Linked DNA regions of Homo sapiens: region 1 is linked to region 2. The links are chromatin loops, found by intact Hi-C in ENCODE. Cell type or tissue: PC-3. All regions are shown on one strand. Links, peaks and the distances in the headings refer to the core of each region. The heading gives the core; the rest is flanking DNA.

Region 1 (8,517 bases), core at 399-8,398, 95 kb before region 2:
GTATAGACCACATTCTGTTTATCTGTTTATCAGCTGATGGACTCCTGGGCTGCTTCTGCCTTTTGGCTATTGTGACCATACTGCTATGAACATGAGTGTACAAATACCTGTTCAAGTCCCTGCTTTCAATTCTTTCAGGCATATATCCAGAAGTAGAATTGCTGGATCTCAATATTTTTAGTAACTGCCGCATTGTTTTCCATATTTTGCATTCCCACCAACAATGCACAAGGGTTTCAGTTTCTCCACAATTTTGCCAATGCTTATTTTCTGTGTTTTTTTGTTTGTTTGTTTGTTTTGTTTTTTAGAGAGAATCTCGCTCTGTCGCCCAGGCTGGAGTGCAGTGGTGTGATCTCGGCTCACTGCAACCTCTGCCTCCCAGGTTCATGCCATTCTCCTGCCTCAGCCTCCCGAGTAGCTGGGACTACAGTTGCCCACCACTATGCCTGGATCATTTTTTTGTGTTTTTAGTAGAGACAGGGTTTCACCGTGTTAGCTGGGATGGTCTCGATCTCCTGACCTCGTGATCCGCCTGCCTCGGCCTCCCAAAGTGCTGGGATTACAAGCATGGGCCACCGCACCCAGCCTTTTTTCTTTTTTTTTAACCAATAACCATCCTAATGTGTGTGAAGTGGTATCTTGTGGTTTTGATTTAGATTTCCCTAGTGAAATAGTAATATTGAGTATCTTAGTGGCAAATGTGTTTATTGGCCATTTGTATATCTTTGGAGATAGGCCTATTCAAGTCGTTTGCCTTTTTCTTCTTTTCTTTTTTTTCTTTCTCTTTTTTTTTTTTTTTTTTTTGTGATGGAGTCTCACTCTGTTGCCCATGCTGGAGTCCAGTGGCACATTCTTAGCTCACTGCAGCCTCCGCCTCTGGGGTTCAAGCAATTTTCCTGCCTCAGCCTCCTGAGTAGCTGGGACTACAGGTGTGTGCCACCACATCCAGCTAATTTCTTTATTTTTATTTTTGTTTTATTTTATTTATTTATTTTTTTGAGACAGAGTCTCACTCTGTCACCCAGGCTAGAGTGCAGTGACTCAATTTCGGCTCACTGCCAGCTCTACCTCCCGGGTTCATACCATTCTCCTGCCTCAGCCTCCCGAGTAGCTGGGACTATAGGCACCTGCCACCATGCCTGGCTCATTTTTTATATTTTTAGTAAAGACGGAGTTTCACCATGTTAGCCAGGATGGTCTCAATCTCCTGACCTTGTGATCCACTGGTCTCAGCCTCCCAAAGTGCTGGGATTACAGGCGTGAGCCACTGTGCCCGGTCTATTTTTTAATTAGGTTGTTTTTTGTTGATATTGTACTTGATTTGTAAGAGCTCTTTGTATATTTCGGATATTAATCCCTTATCACATATATGTGGTTTGCAAATACTTTCTCCCATCCCATGGATTGCCTTGTATATTAGTCCACTTTCACACTGCTGATAAAGACATATCCAAGACTGAGCAATTTACAAAAGAAAGAGGTTTAATGGGCTCACAGTTCCACGTGGCTGGGGAGGCCTCACAATCATGGTGGAAGCTGAAAGGCACATCTCACATGGCAGCAGACAAGAAAAAGGAGCTTGTGCAGGGAAACTCCCCTTTACAAAACCATCAGATCTTGTGAGACTTATTCACTATCACAAGAATAGCACAGAAAAGTCCTGCCCCCTGGTTCAATTACCTCCCACTGGGTCCCTCCCACATCATGTGGGAGTTATGGGGGCTACAATTCAAGATGAGATTTGGGTGGGGACACAGCCAAACCATATCACCTTGTCTATTTTTTTGTTTGTTTGTTTTGTTTTTATTTTTAATGTGGAGTCTCAGTCACCCAGGCTGGAGTGCTGTGGTGCAATCTCAGCTTACTGCAACTTCTACCTCCCAAGTTCAAGGGATTCTCCTGCCTCAGCCTCCCAAGAAGCTGAGACTACAGATGTGTGCCACCAGACCCAGCTAATTTTTGTATTTTTAGTAGAGATGAGGTTTCACCATGTTAGCCAGGCTAGCCTCAAACTCCTGACCTCAAGTGATCTGCCTCCCTCGGCCTCCCAAAGTGCTGGGATGACAGGCGTGAGCCACTGCACCTGACCTCACCTTGTCTGTTGATAGTGAGTGTCCTTTGAGGCACAAAGGTTTTACTTTTGGTGGAGTCCAATTTATCTATTTTTTCTTTTGTTCCTTGTGTTTTTGGCATCATATCCAAAAATCATTGCCTTAGTCAATGTCATTAAGCTTTTCCCCTATGTTTTCTAAGAGTTTTATAGTTTTAGCTTTTACATCTAGATCTTGGATATATTTTGAATTAATTTTTAGATTTATTTATTTATTTTTGAGACGGAGTCTCATTCTGTCACCGAGGCTGGAGTGCTGTGGCTGCAATCTCAGCTCACTGCAACTTCTGCCTCCCCAGTTCAAGCAATTCTCCTGCCTCAGCCTCCCAGGTAGCTGGGATTACAGGTGCTCGCCACCACACCTGGCTAATTTTCATATTTTTAGGAGAGATGGGGTGTCACCGTGTTGGTCAGGCTGGTCTTGAACTCCTGACCTTGTGATCCACCCACCTCACCTCTCAAAGTGCTGGGATTACAGGCATGAGCCACCGCGCCCAGCCTATTTATTTTTTTAGATGGAGTCTTGCTCTTGTCCTCCAGACTGGAGTGCAATGGTGCGATCTCGGCTCACTGCAACCTCCGCCTCCAAGCTTCTAGCAATTCTCCTGCCTCACTCTCGCGAGTAGCTGGGACTACAGGTGCTTGCCACCACACTGGCTAATTTTTATATTTTTAATAGAGATGGAGTTTTACCATGTTGGCCAGACTGGTCTTGAACTCCTGATTCCAGGTGATCTGCCCTCCTCGGCCTCCCATAGTGCTGGGATTACAGGTGTGAGCCACTGCCTGGCCAGTTTTGTTTTTTTTTTTTTTTTTTTTCTGAGACAGATTCTCACTCTGTGGCCCAGGCTGGAGTGCAGTGGTGCAATCTTGGCTCACTGCAACCTCCACCTCCTGGGTTCAAGCGATTCTTGTGACTCGGCCTCTGGAATAGCTGGGACTACAGGCATGCACCACCATGACTGGCTAATTTTTTTTTTTTTTGAGACAAAGTCTCACTCTTGTCCCCTAGGCTGGAGTGCAATGGCGCTATCTCGGCCCACTGCAACCTCCGCCTCCCAGGTTCAAGCGATTCTCCTGCCTCAGCCCCCCAAGTAGCTGGGATTACAGGCACCTGCCACCACACCCGGCTAGTTTTGGTATTTTTAGTAGAGACAGGGTTTTCACCATGTTGGCCAGGCTGGTCTCGAACTCCTGACCTCAGGTGATCCACCCACCTCCGCCTCCCAAAGTGCTGGGATTATAGGAGTGAGCCACCACTCCCGGCCACGACCGGCTAATTTTTGTAGTTTTAGTAGAGTTGGGGTTTCACCATGTTGGGCAGGCTGGTCTCGAACTCCTGATCGCAAGTGATCTGCCTCCCAAAGTACTGGGATTACAGGCATGAGCCTAGATAGATCTAAATTTGGTGCACAAAGGAATAGGGCACCACAGCATGATCTTGAGCAGGAAGTCCAAGAAGAGAGAGACAGCATCTTCTTGAAGCCCTGGGGTAGAATAAGATCAGATTGTACGTGAAAAACCAGTAGGCTTTTGGGGTGGGTGCGGTGGCTCACGCCTGTAATCCCAGCACTTTGAGAGGCTGAGGCAGGCAGATCGCTTGAACCCAGGAGTTCAGGACCAGCCTGACCAGTATGGTGAGACCTTGTCTCTACAAAATATACAAAAATTAGCCAGGCATGGTGGCACGTGCCTGTGGTCCCAGCAACTTGTGAGGCTGAGGTGGGAGGATCACTTGAGCCTGGGAAGCACAGGCTGAAAGGAGCTACATTTGTGCCACTGCACTCCAGCCTTAGCGACAGAGCCAGACTCTGTCTCAAAACATACAAACCAAAAAAACCAGTAGACTTTCAGAGGAATAGATGCCATTTTTTTCTTCCTTAATCCTCTGCCTTACAGCTAATTCTACAGCCACAAAAAGAAAAAAAAAAAAGAGAGAGAAGAAGGTGATTTGACAAGACAAAGGATTTAGAAAAGAAAGGCAGGTGTTAGTCATGTGGAAAAAAAAGGAAGTATTTGTGTTTACAAGAATCCCGACAGTATCTGAGAATGTAGAATGAAGAATATTTTCCATTTGTTAAAAAATCCAGGCTAAGCATGTGAAGTACTCAGGGTTACCCCTCTGACCTCATCTTGGGGTGTTTCAACCTACCATGGTTACCCCTGTTAGTTAACACCTTATCACAGAATCACAAAGGCCCACAGAGTGAAAGTGGTTACAATGAGCTCTCATGAAAAGTAGGAGTTAGGCTTGGCATGGTGGCTTACACCTGTAATGTCAGCACATTTGAGAGGTCAAGGTGGGTGGATCACTTGAGCCCCGGAGTTTGAGACCTGGACAACATGGCAAAACCCCGTCTCTACAAAAAATACAAAAATTAGCTGGGCATGGTAGCATGCACCTGTAGTCCCAGCCACTCAGGAAGCTAAGGTAAGAGGATGGCTTGAGCCTGGGAGGTTGAGGCTACAGTGAGCCAAGACAGAGCCACTGCACTCCAGCCTGGACAACAGAGCCAGACTCTGTCTCAAAAAAAAAAGAAAGAGAGAGAGGGAGGGAGGCAGAGAGGGAGAGAGAGAGAGACAGAGAGAAAGAGAGAGAGAGAAAGAAAGAAAAGAAAGAAAGAAAGAAAGAAAGACGGAAGGAAAGAAAGAAGGAGAAAAGTAGGAGTTAGTCATCCAGGCCAAGAGTATGAAGTTTGTCTTCAAAGAACTCCTGAATTTGTGGGGGAACTAGATATAGACGTTTGACGAACACGTTTTTATTTATTAGAGGTTATGAGACTAGCGAGTAGGGTGGAAGGAGGAAAGTGGCAGGAAAATCATACTGGAAAGGTAGGTTGGGAACCAACTGTGAAGGACCTTGTACGTCAATCCAAGGAATGTGACCTTCAACCTAGAGCAAGAGGTGACAAACTCAAAATCCCACAGAGACTAGGCTTGCCAATGAGGAAAGCCAACCAGGTGTAAGGCAATAGGGAGTGGTGGGGACTGTGGCAAACAGTAAAGCTCATTCTCTGTCTACAGGGGCTCATTCTCTGTCTCTACTCCATCTACTCTAAGCTCCAGCTGATTGTTTCCATGTGGGAGTGTCGGTCCAGTGTGGCCAGATCTTCCAGTGTTCTAAGAGACAACAGAAATCCAGGTTTTTATAGGACTGCACCAGGTTTTAAAAACATATCGGCCAAGCCAGGCTGGTTTTTAAACCAGATATGGTCCACAGGCCATCATTCTAGCCCCTTGGCAGATTGAAGGGAGCTAGTGAAGATTTTTAAGTGAAAAAAGGTATATGATAATATCTGTGCTTCAGAAAAATCAGATTATTGTGTAGAAGATGACTTACAGGAAATAGATGAGAGGAAGGGAAACCAGTTAGGAAACTGTTTCAACAGTTCAGGTGGGAAGTGACTGCGGTCTGTGCTAGGGCGAGGCAGGGGAGAATGTGGGTGGACAGATTTGGAGTCCAGCATCCAGTGGGAAGAATTTAGCTTCAGTGTGCATCTAGAAGACAGACACATTCTTTCAATGCACCCCCTCTTTTCCGCCCCATTTTTTTTTTTTGAGACAGAGTTTCTTTCTGTCACCCAGGCTGGAGTTCATTGGCACGATCTCGGCTCACTGCAACCTCCACCTCCCGGGTTCAAGTGATTCTCCTGCCTCAGCCTCCTGAGTAACTGGGATTACAGACACATGCCACAACACCTGACTGATTTTTGTATATTTTTAGTAGAGATGGGGTTTCACCATGTTGGCAAGGCTGGTCTTGTACTCCTGACCTCAAGTCATCCACCTGCCTCGGCCTCCCAAAGTGCTGGGATTATAGATGTGAGCCACCGCGACTGGCCTCCACCCCATTTTCTTCTTTCTTTCTTTTTTCTTTTTCTTTTTCTTGTTGTTTTGTTTGTTTGTTTGTTTGTTTGTTTTAGACGGAGTCTGGTTCTGTCACCCAGACTGGAGTGCAGTGGCGCAATCTTGGCTCCCTGCAAGCTCTGCCTCCCGGGTTCACGCCATTCTCCTGCCTCAGCCTCCCGAGTAGCTGGGACTACAGGCGCCCGCCACCACGCCTGGCTCATTTTTTTGTATTTTTAGTAGAGACGGGGTTTTACCGTGTTAGCCAGGATGGTCTCCATCTCCTGACCTGGTGATCCGCCCGCCTGGGCCTACCAAAGTGCTTGGATTACAAGCGTGAGCCACCGCGCCCGGCCTCCACCCCATTTTCTAAACTGGAAGCTGAAAGGCACAGGGCAGATTAATAATCCTTAAAGCCAAAGGACAGGAAATTTTAGCAAAGACTCCAATTTTTTGTGCAGTCTAATGTTACTCATGATTGCTTTAGAGATGGACTCCTTAATCAACTCCTCCAATCCTCTTCCGCCCCCAGGGGGCAGTTTTAATTGATGGGCTCAGCACATAATTGAAATTAAAAACGTACATCTCATGGTGTTTGGCTCATTCAACAGCCAATGGAAACTCAGGGCCAAATCTTTGTAAAAGTTCTAGGCTCTGCTTCCCAGCAGAGGGGGAAACCGGCTCCCAAAGAGGCCGTTTTGTGGAGACAGACATATGAGAAGTGGGCTTCAGATCTATTTCATGGTCTTGGTGGTTGTGCAACTGGCCACTTTGGTTCACGGAAGGATGTAAAGGGCAGGGAGGTGGGAATAGAGCGGGGGAAAGGTGACTCCCGTCAAAGAATTTTTCTAACATCCATCAAGTATCGTGATTAGAACTTTTCTCTCCGCAGACTCCTCCAATTTTTGAGCGCGGTATTTTTCGGCACAGGAAATGGCCCGGAGGAGCTGCAGAGCAAAGCCTCCCCTCTCTGGCACCGCATGGGAGTGCCCCGTGGGATGAGGGAGAGGACAAGGCAGTCAGGCAAAGGTTACGGGAGGAAAGCAAAGGCAGGAGCCCAGAACCACTCCAGGAAATGTTTGGATTTCTCCACCAGGAGGGAGGACAAACAAGCTTTCTTCTTGCCTTCTGGGCAGCTTTGTGTGCTCTCCAGCACGGAGTCCGAGGAGGAACAGCGAAGCTGAAAATGAAAATTACTCTGGCGCTGGACCCAATCGCTCCTCTACGGCATCAATCTCATCGGACCCCCCCACCCTACCGCCTCTCAGAAATGACCACTTTTGCAAAATTGCATGCATTTCCAAGCTTCATCCGGCTCCAGGCTTGGCCTCTCCCAGAGGCAGGCGGCTTGTGAGACGGGCTCCAGAGAAAGGACCTCCCTGGGTCTCTCATTTCCTGGCTGAAGTTTCTCTTCTCGCTGCTGTGGCAGCATCCAACCCACACACACAGGACCCGCATCCTGGGTGATGAAGTCAGACACGCAGCAGCTGGGTGAGTGCTAACGCTCAGATAAGCATCTGTGCCATTGTGGGGACTCCCTGGGCTGCTCTGCACCCGGACACTTGCTCTGTCCCCGCCATGTACAACGGGTCGTGCTGCCGCATCGAGGGGGACACCATCTCCCAGGTGATGCCGCCGCTGCTCATTGTGGCCTTTGTGCTGGGCGCACTAGGCAATGGGGTCGCCCTGTGTGGTTTCTGCTTCCACATGAAGACCTGGAAGCCCAGCACTGTTTACCTTTTCAATTTGGCCGTGGCTGATTTCCTCCTTATGATCTGCCTGCCTTTTCGGACAGACTATTACCTCAGACGTAGACACTGGGCTTTTGGGGACATTCCCTGCCGAGTGGGGCTCTTCACGTTGGCCATGAACAGGGCCGGGAGCATCGTGTTCCTTACGGTGGTGGCTGCGGACAGGTATTTCAAAGTGGTCCACCCCCACCACGCGGTGAACACTATCTCCACCCGGGTGGCGGCTGGCATCGTCTGCACCCTGTGGGCCCTGGTCATCCTGGGAACAGTGTATCTTTTGCTGGAGAACCATCTCTGCGTGCAAGAGACGGCCGTCTCCTGTGAGAGCTTCATCATGGAGTCGGCCAATGGCTGGCATGACATCATGTTCCAGCTGGAGTTCTTTATGCCCCTCGGCATCATCTTATTTTGCTCCTTCAAGATTGTTTGGAGCCTGAGGCGGAGGCAGCAGCTGGCCAGACAGGCTCGGATGAAGAAGGCGACCCGGTTCATCATGGTGGTGGCAATTGTGTTCATCACATGCTACCTGCCCAGCGTGTCTGCTAGACTCTATTTCCTCTGGACGGTGCCCTCGAGTGCCTGCGATCCCTCTGTCCATGGGGCCCTGCACATAACCCTCAGCTTCACCTACATGAACAGCATGCTGGATCCCCTGGTGTATTATTTTTCAAGCCCCTCCTTTCCCAAATTCTACAACAAGCTCAAAATCTGCAGTCTGAAACCCAAGCAGCCAGGACACTCAAAAACACAAAGGCCGGAAGAGATGCCAATTTCGAACCTCGGTCGCAGGAGTTGCATCAGTGTGGCAAA
Region 2 (8,517 bases), core at 310-8,309:
AGAATAGGCAAATCCAAAGACACAGAAAGCAGAAAAGGGGTTGCTTAGGGAGAATTGGGGTGGGGGATTGGGGGACAACAGCTGAAGGGTTTCTTTTAGAGGTGATGAAACTGTCCTAAAATTGTGATAATGGTTATATGTATCTGTGAATATACTAAAAACTATTGAATTGCTAACTTTATTTATTCACTTAGAGACAGTCTCATTCTATAACCCAGGCTGGAGTACAGTGGCAAGATCATGACTCACTGCAGCCTTGACCTCCCGGGTTTAAGCAATCCTCTGGCCTCAGCCTCACAAGTAGCTGAGACTGTAAGTGCATCCCACAGGCCGAGGGCAGTGGCCCACCCCTGTAATCCCAGCACTTTGGGAGGCCGAGGTGGGCGGATCACCTGAGGTCAGGAGTTGGAGACCAGCCTGGTCCAACATGGTGAAACCCTGTCTCTACTAAAAATACAAAAATTAGCTGGGCATGGCGGTGGGCGCCTGTAATCCCAGCTACTCGGGAGGCTAAGGCAGGAGAATCGCTTGAACCTGGGAGGTGGAGGTTGCAGTGAACCCAGATCGCCCCACTGCACTCCAGCCTGGGCAACAGAGTGACTCCATCTCAAAAAAAAAAAAAAAAAAAAAAAAAAATGCTTGCCACCACACCCAGCTAATTTTTGTATTTTTATTTTGTTTTGTTTTTTGATATGGAGTCTCACTCTGTTGCCTAAGCTGGAGTGCAGTGGCACGATCTCAGCTCACTGTGACTCCCACTTCCCAGGTTCAAGCGATTCTCTTGCCTCAGCCTCTGGATTAGCTGGGATTACAGGCATGCACCAACCACGCCCAGCTAATTTTTGTATTTTTAGTAGAGACAGGGTTTCACCATGTTGGCCAGGCTGGTCTTGAACTCCTGACCTCAGGTAATCCACCCGCCTCGGCCTCCCAATGTGTTGGAATTACAGGCGTAAGCCACCGTGCCTCGCCAATTTTTGTATTTTTTGTAGAGACAGGGTCTCACTTTGTTGCCCAGGCTGGTCTCGAACTCCTGGGGTCAAGCAATTCTCCCACCTCAGTCTCCTAAAAGTGCCGGGATAGGCCAGGCACGGTGGCTCACGCCGCCTGTAATCCCAGCACTTTGGGAGGCCGAGGCGGGCAGATCATGAGGTCAGGAGATCGAGACCATCCTGGCTAACACGGTGAAACCCCGTCTCTACTAAAAATACAAAAAAATTAGCCGGGCATGGTAGCGGGCGCCTGTAGTCCCAGCTACTTGGGAGGCTGAGGCAGGAGAATGGCGTGAACCTGGGAGGCAGAGCTTGCAGTGAGCCGAGATCACACCACTGCACTCCAGCCTGGGCGAGAGCGAGACTCTGCCTCAGGGAAAAAAAAAAAAAAAAAAAAAGTGCTGGGATTACAGGCATAAACCACCTTGCCTGGCTTGAATTGCAGACTTTAAGTGAGTGAATTGTATGATATGTTATCTGTATCTCAGGAAAGCTGTTTTTTTTTGTTGTTGTTGTTTCTGTTCTTGTTTTTAAGACTTAGAAAGAAAAAGCAGTTCAGGCCGGGTGCGGAGGCTCTCACCTGTAATCCCAGCATTTTGGGAGGTCGAGGCAGGAGGATCACCTGAGGTCAGGAGTTCAAGACCAGCCTGGCCAACACAGCAAAACCCTGTCCCTACTAAAAATACAAAAATTAGCCGGGCGTGGTGGCAGGTGCCTGTAGTCCCAGCTACTCGGGAGGCTGAGGCTGGAGAATTGCTTGAACCCAGGAGGCGGAGGTTGCAGTGAGCTGAAATCATGCCATTGCACTCCAGTCTGGGTGACAGAGTGAGACTCTTGTCTCAAAAAAAAAAAAAAACAAAAAAAACTTAGCTGGGCATGGTGGTGGGAGCCTGTAGTCCCAGCTAATCGGGAGGCTAAGGTGGGAAAGTCACTTGAATCCAGGAGGCGGAGGTTGCAGCGAGCTGAGATCACACCATTGCACTCTGCCTGAGCAACAGAGCAATACTCCGCCTCAAAAAAAAAAAAAAAAAAAAAAAAAAAAAAAAAAAAAAGAACTCCATGCCATCAGGAGGGACCTTATCATGGTGTTCATCTTGCATCCCCCAACCCCAGAACAGTTCCTGGCACATAGCAGACTCTTAAGTAGTCATGAAATTAATGAATTTCAGCTACGCGTTTTCAGGGTAAAATCTCTTCCTTGGATGCTTCATGAGCACATGAACAAATGGCAGTGCCTCATTATACATAAGAAAAATGGGGAAAGTTAGCAACCGCTAAATACATGAAGACGCTCTATTTAATCCTCAAGACTCAAGGGCCTCCTTCCACCATCTCTTGCTTGGAATGAAGCAGCCAAATTCTTTTTCTCTATTCGGAGTAGAGAATGAATTAGTGGGGTGTTCTCATTCCACTTTGTGGTGATGGAAAACCTGGCTCAGTGAGACAGAAGATATTCAAGCTTCTTTCTGCTGTTTCTCCTTGGGCCCAGAGATTTGGAATACATTATCTGTGCTTAAATAAACACATTGGATCCCTCCCTTGGGTAGTTTTTAAGTTATTTTTGAGTAAGAGAATAAGACTGAATAATTTTGTTGATTGTTTCTATCCAGATGGGGGTAGCCACATAAGTATAAAGACGTGCTTAGGGTAATAGTTTCTTTTTCATGCAATGCTGGTGTCCCAGGAAGAAGAGACCAGTGACCCCAAGGTTTTTTTGCATGCTCCTCAGTGGAAACTTTTGAGCACATACTCCCAATATCTTTCAACATATATTATTTTAGTAGAAATATATATATTTTTTTGAGACAGAGTTTTGCTCTTTCGCCCAGGCTGGAGTGAAGTGGCATGATCTCAGCTCACTGCAACCTGTGACCCCCGGGTTCAAACAATTCTCCTGCCTCAGCCTCCCTAGTAGCTGGGATTATAGGCGTGCGCCAGCACACCCGGCTAGTTTTGGTATTTTTAGTAGAGACAGTGTTTCACCATGTTGGCCAGGCTGGTCTCGAACTCCCGACCTGAGGTGATCCACCCGCCTCGGCCTCCCAAAGTGCTGGGATTACAGGTGTGAGCCACCGCGCCCGGCCAATATTCCAGTGAGCTAGTCAATAAACAAGTAAATAAAGATAACCCTGGATGGCAGCAGGAAGACAGTGAATAGAGTGACGTCACAGCAAGGGACTGGGGATGTGGGATGGTGACTAGCTGGGCTGGTCGGGTAAGGCTAGAGAGAAGGCTGGTCTGAGATATGGCAGGAGTGGCAGGGGTTGAGGCTGGAAAGGCAGACTGGGCCTAGATCTTACCGACCTTATAAGCCACGGTATGGACAGGCAGGCAGCACCGAGCCATAAACGAAATCCAGCTTTTAAATCCAGCGCTTTTAAAAAACTTTGACCTTACCCAAGGGGGTGTCTTTTTATGTTAGATCTGCCCAAAGGAGGGGCTTTTTATAATCCATTTTCCTGGAGATGACCCCTGCTTCTAATTCGAACAGAAGGGAAGTGTTTTCTGCAACTTGGGTTTTATGCTTAGTGAAATGAGAAGCCAGTGAAAAGTTTGAGGCCAGCCACGGACAAGATCCGGCTTATGTTTTAAGAATATACTTAGGCAACAGTATGGAAAATAACTGTATGGAGACAAGGGTAGAATAATAAAAATAATGATGGCAATCACAGCTAATAGAAATATAATAAATAGAACAATGACAAGAAGGAACCTTGCTGTTTTTTCTGTTCTTTTTTCTTTTTTAGAGACAGGGTCTCGCTCTGCCGCCCAGGCTGGAGTGCAGTGGTGCGATCATAGCTCACTATAGCCTCAACCTCCTAGGCTCAAGCAACCCTCCCACCTCAGCCTCCCGAAGCTCTGGGATTATAGACATGAGCCACCACTCCCGGCCCCCATCCTGGCTCCAATCCTGGCTAACTGTATATTTAATCTTACTTTAAAACAAATTCAGGCTGGGCACAGGTGGCTCACACCTGTAATCCCAGCACTTTGGGAGGGCAAGGCAGGTGGATTACTTGAGGTCAGGAGTTCAAGACCAGCCTGGCCAACATGGTGAAACCTTGTCTCTACTAAAAAAAATTACAAAATTAGCTGGGCATGGTGGCCGGCTCCTGTAATCCCAGCTACTCGGGAGGCTGAGGCAGGAGAATCATTTGAACCTAGGAGGGAGAGGTTGCAGTGAGCTGATATCGCGCCACTGTACTCCATCCTGGGCGACAGAGTGAGACTCCGTCTCTAAATAAATAAATATAACAAATTCAAATAACAGTTATGATCCAAAAAAAGTGACTTCTCCAACATGTTGAAAGCTAACCCTTTATGTATCAGAACTTTATTCTGAACAAGAAACCAATGTGGGCATTGGAAACACTCCTTCTTAGCTTAGCTCCAGAGTCAAAGAAGCGTGACAGTCCATCACATCTGTTAAGTTCTAGTGCCACCACCTGACCTCTTCTGGGCCTTGCACGCTTACGCCCAAGAGGACAATTCCAGACTCCATCTGCGACTGCAGCCTTCTAACTGGTTCTCTTAAGGTTCAATCACACAAATAAAGAAACACCAATGTGAACAGTGAGATGCCGTTTTAACCTATCAGATGAGCAACATGGTTTGAGGACATAGTAAAGTGGACGTGCATCCGCTGCTGGTGGGAATGGGGATTTGTGAGGAAGACCTTTTGAAATGCATGCAGTGTGGCAATTTGCAACTGGAGGCTTTAAAATGTTCCCTTCATTCCCTTGGATCTGGCAAATCTGTTCCTGGGAATGTATCTTAAGGGAATAATTCCAAATATGGAAAAAGCTTAGTGAAAATATATTAGCACAGTCTAAGTGTGCAGAATAGCTCCAGGGGGTGACCTAAGAGTTTTGAGGATTTGCTGTGGGCTGAGGATTGCCTACATCTATCATCTCATCTGATCCTCACAGAAACCACTGAAGCGGGTATATTATCCCCATTTTATGGATAAGAAAAGGGACTCAGGGAGATTACAAAATTCAGTCCGACTCATAAACCTATACACAGAAGCAGAATTAGAACCTGAGCTTGCATGGCTTTTCATTAAAAATAAAAAATCATTAAAAATAAAAACACTATTACTAAAAATAATATTTTAAAAAGTTTATAGTGGCAGAGAAAAGAATACAAAGTAAAAAATTGTACCTGCAGTAGGCTCATGATTTTATAAAACCATGTGATGCAGAGAAATAAGAAACAAAATGCAACCTGCCAGAGGAACTGATCACACCCTAAGTGTTTGTGTTTTCCATACATATCTTTTTTTCTTTGGCACAGGGTCTCTGTTGCCCCGGATGGAGTGTGGTGGCATGATCACAGCTCATTAAAGCCTTGACCTCCTGGGCTTAAGCGATCCTCCCACCTCAGCCTCCCAAGTAGCTGGGACTACAGGTGCACAACACCATGCTCGGCTAATTTTTTTTTTTTTTTTTTTGAGACGGAGTCTTGCTCTGTCGCTTCTGTCGCCCAGGCTGGAGTGCAGTGGCGCGATCTCGGCTCACTGCAACCTCTGCTTCTCCTCAGCCTCCCGAGTAGCTGGGACTACAGGCGCCCACCACCATGGCGTGTTAGCCAGGATGGTCTCAATCTCCTGACCTTGTGATCCGCTCGCCTTGGCCTCCCAAAGTGCTGGGATTACAGGCGTGAGCCACCGTGCCTTCGCCACGCCCAGCTAATTTAAAGCTGAGGCAGGAGAATTGCTTGAACCCGGGAGGCAGAGGTTGCGGTGAGCCGAGAACGCGCCACTGCACTTCACGCTGAGCGACAGAGCAAGACTTCATCTCAAAAAAAACAAAACAAAACAATTTGTAGAGACAGGGTCTCGCCATGTTTGCCAGGCTGGTCTCCAATTCCTGGGCTCAAGCAGTCCTCCTGCCTCAGCCTCCCAAAGCGCTGGAATTACAGACGTGAGCCACCACATCTGGCCCATTTTAAAACTTCTGTTTAAAAGTACGTCATGAACATAAGTTTTGTTCCTACCACATAAAGTATTTTTACAAATAGTTTTTTGTTTGTTTGTTTGTTTGTTTTGAGACGGAGTCTTGGTCTGTCGCCCAGGCTGGATGGAGTGCAGTGGCGTGATCTTGGCTCACTGCAAGCTCTGCCTCTCGGGTTCATGCCATTCTCCTGCCTCAGCCTCCCGAGTAGCTGAGACTATAGGCGCCTGCCACCACACCCGGCTAATTTCTTTTTTTTTCGTAGGGACGGGGTTTCACCGTGTTAGCCAGGATGGACTCAATCTCCTGACTTAGCGATCCACCCACCTTGGCCTCCCAAAGTGCTGGGATTACAGGCGTGAGGCACTGCGCCCAGTCAGCTATTTTCTTTTAGTTGGTCTCAAAGTTGTTATCACAAAGCTGCTTTCTCATTTTCTCTTAATTTGATAAAGGTGCAATTCATAACACAAGGTTATTATCCCCTAAAGGAAATGGAACAACTAGCATCATGGACAAATCTCTGCTGATTAATGAGTAGATTAATGAGTAACCAACATCCAGAGCTGCTCAAAACAGCCCTTTACACTTAAATCTCAAAAAGAAGGAATGATGGGCGATAAGCACCAAAAAAAAGTAGAAATAAATGCATGTAATTTTTCCTGGGCAATTTAAATAGTTCTTCATCTGGGAGTGCCTCCAATCCTTCTAGCCAATTCATCCTACCCGCAGCTGTCAAGTTCATCTTCCTAAAAACATCAAGTTCACTCTGTTATTTCCCTGCCTAAAAATACCACCTGTTTATGGTGTCAAGGTGCCAACGTGCTTTTCTCCCTCCTCTCACCCTGCCCCACAGTTCCAGCTTTGCGCCTTTTCTTGCTCTTCTCCCTTTTAGAGTGTTCCAACCACATCCTCCAGGGAAAATCCCTCGACCAAGAGTCCAATCTGATTTTGCACTTCCCTGACTTCTTGCTAAGCCGTCTACACCAGGAGGGTAAGCCAGTTTCTTCTGACACACAATTCCAATCGATTGGTAGAGATTTGTGGTTGCCTGGGGGCACTGCGTGTTTAAAGAACACTGGAATTAACAACGACCCAGGAAGGGTAGCAATGGGCTCAAGAAGGGAAAGTGGATGTACAACTATGGGTCATCCTGGTCTCTACTGCACTGGCCAATACGGTGGCCACTAGCCACATATGGCCATTAGATACTTGAAATGTCGCTAGCCCAAATTGAGTTATGCTGTTTATTTATTGAGACAGGGTCTCACTCTATCACTCGGGCTGGAGTGCAGTGGCATGATCACAGCTCACTGCAGCCTCGACCTCCTAGGGTCAAGTGATCCTCCTGCCTCAGCCTCCCAAGTTGCAGGGACCATAGGCATGCAGGACCACACCCAGCTAATTTTTGTATTTTTTGTTGAGACGGGGTCTCACCACATTGCCCAGGCTGATTTTGAACTCCTGGATTCAGGCGATCCTTCCACCTTGGCCTCCCAAAGTGCTGGGATTACAGGCATGAACCACCACACCTGGCCTGATATGTTGTAAATTTAAATCACTCACCAGAGTTTGAAGACTAAGTGTGAAAAAAAGGTGTAAAATATCTAATAATATTTTCATATTGATTACACGTCAACATATTTTGGATATGCTACTGGGGCAAGTAAAATATATTATTAAAATTATCCTGGATAAAGGACCAGAGGCAGACAATATATATATTTTTTTCATCTTTTTTTGTTTTTTACAATATGTGCATTAACAGTGGCAGTTTCAACAGGGTTCAGTGCCTAAAGGAGTGTCACAAGACCCAAAATGACAATGCTTACAAACCTCGTTTATTACAAGAAAAGGATTCAATACAGCAATGGCATTAAATTAAGAATATGTGTCCCGGCCAACCGGTATTTCAGAGCAAAGGCTCTGGAGAACTAGGCGCAGTCTCCCACAATCCTCCCTTTTGTAAGGGCTGTGGCTGGACACACTATCCCCACCCAGAGCAAGAACCAGTGATGTGTGTATACAGCATCTTGGAATCAGGGTCCAACATAGCATCTCAGGTGTTTCTCATACTTTGCTTGTCACATAGGCATATTCCTGCCACAACTAGCCTCAATAGCAGGACGTTCTTAGTGGAGTTGGTCTCACCAAGACCAGGAGCAAATAATCAATTTAATTGTTATAAATAATGGTGACAGGCTGATACAAACCACCCCCAAGCTCTTCAAACCCCTGGCTACAAGGCAGCACTATAATCCCTATGTTTCCTTAATCACTGTGTTTCATGCCTTGACCAGGACAGTGCCTTGCAAAAACTTTAGCAAAACAGATCAGATTAATTCCAGCAGGCCTGGAATTAACCCTTAAAGCATAATGTGTCTACTAGAAAATTTAAAGCATCAAATGTACTTGCATGATATTTCTACTGGACAGTGCTTCTGTAGACCAAGGGGAAGCAACTTTTCTTTATCTGTCAAGAGCCAGATAAAGAAATACTTTAGCTTTGCCAGCCGTATGGTCTCTGCATAGTCCATTCTCACACTGCTATAAAGACCCACCTGAGACTGGAA

What was found. Peaks named below come from ENCODE experiments on the same cell type or tissue, not always from the same donor. Only the 100,000 strongest peaks of a DNase experiment are listed, where the experiment ranks them.
Region 1: a loop joins it to region 2, with 4 times the contacts of the local background. A loop is called at or near these places in 14 of 110 quality-filtered maps.

Annotation. Positions count from the first base shown.
Region 1 is chr12:122,729,357-122,737,873 of GRCh38, reverse strand. HCAR1 (hydroxycarboxylic acid receptor 1) reads left to right here and starts at 7,030. Exons shown (of 1, transcript NM_032554.4): 1 at 7,030-8,517. The coding sequence starts at 7,535. RefSeq lists enhancers at 3,257-3,756, 7,601-8,268. In PC-3, for the core only: no CTCF peak of the experiment used is centred there; no DNase peak of the experiment used is centred there; H3K4me3 peaks cover 1,942 bases; H3K27ac peaks cover 1,220 bases.
Region 2 is chr12:122,633,920-122,642,436 of GRCh38, reverse strand. No RefSeq gene overlaps it. Among named protein-coding and RNA genes, the nearest start is that of MIR9902-1, 58 kb to the left of the region's middle. RefSeq lists an enhancer at 3,460-4,360 and a silencer at 4,428-4,497. In PC-3, for the core only: a CTCF peak has its summit at 4,444; a DNase peak (open chromatin) is centred at 4,436.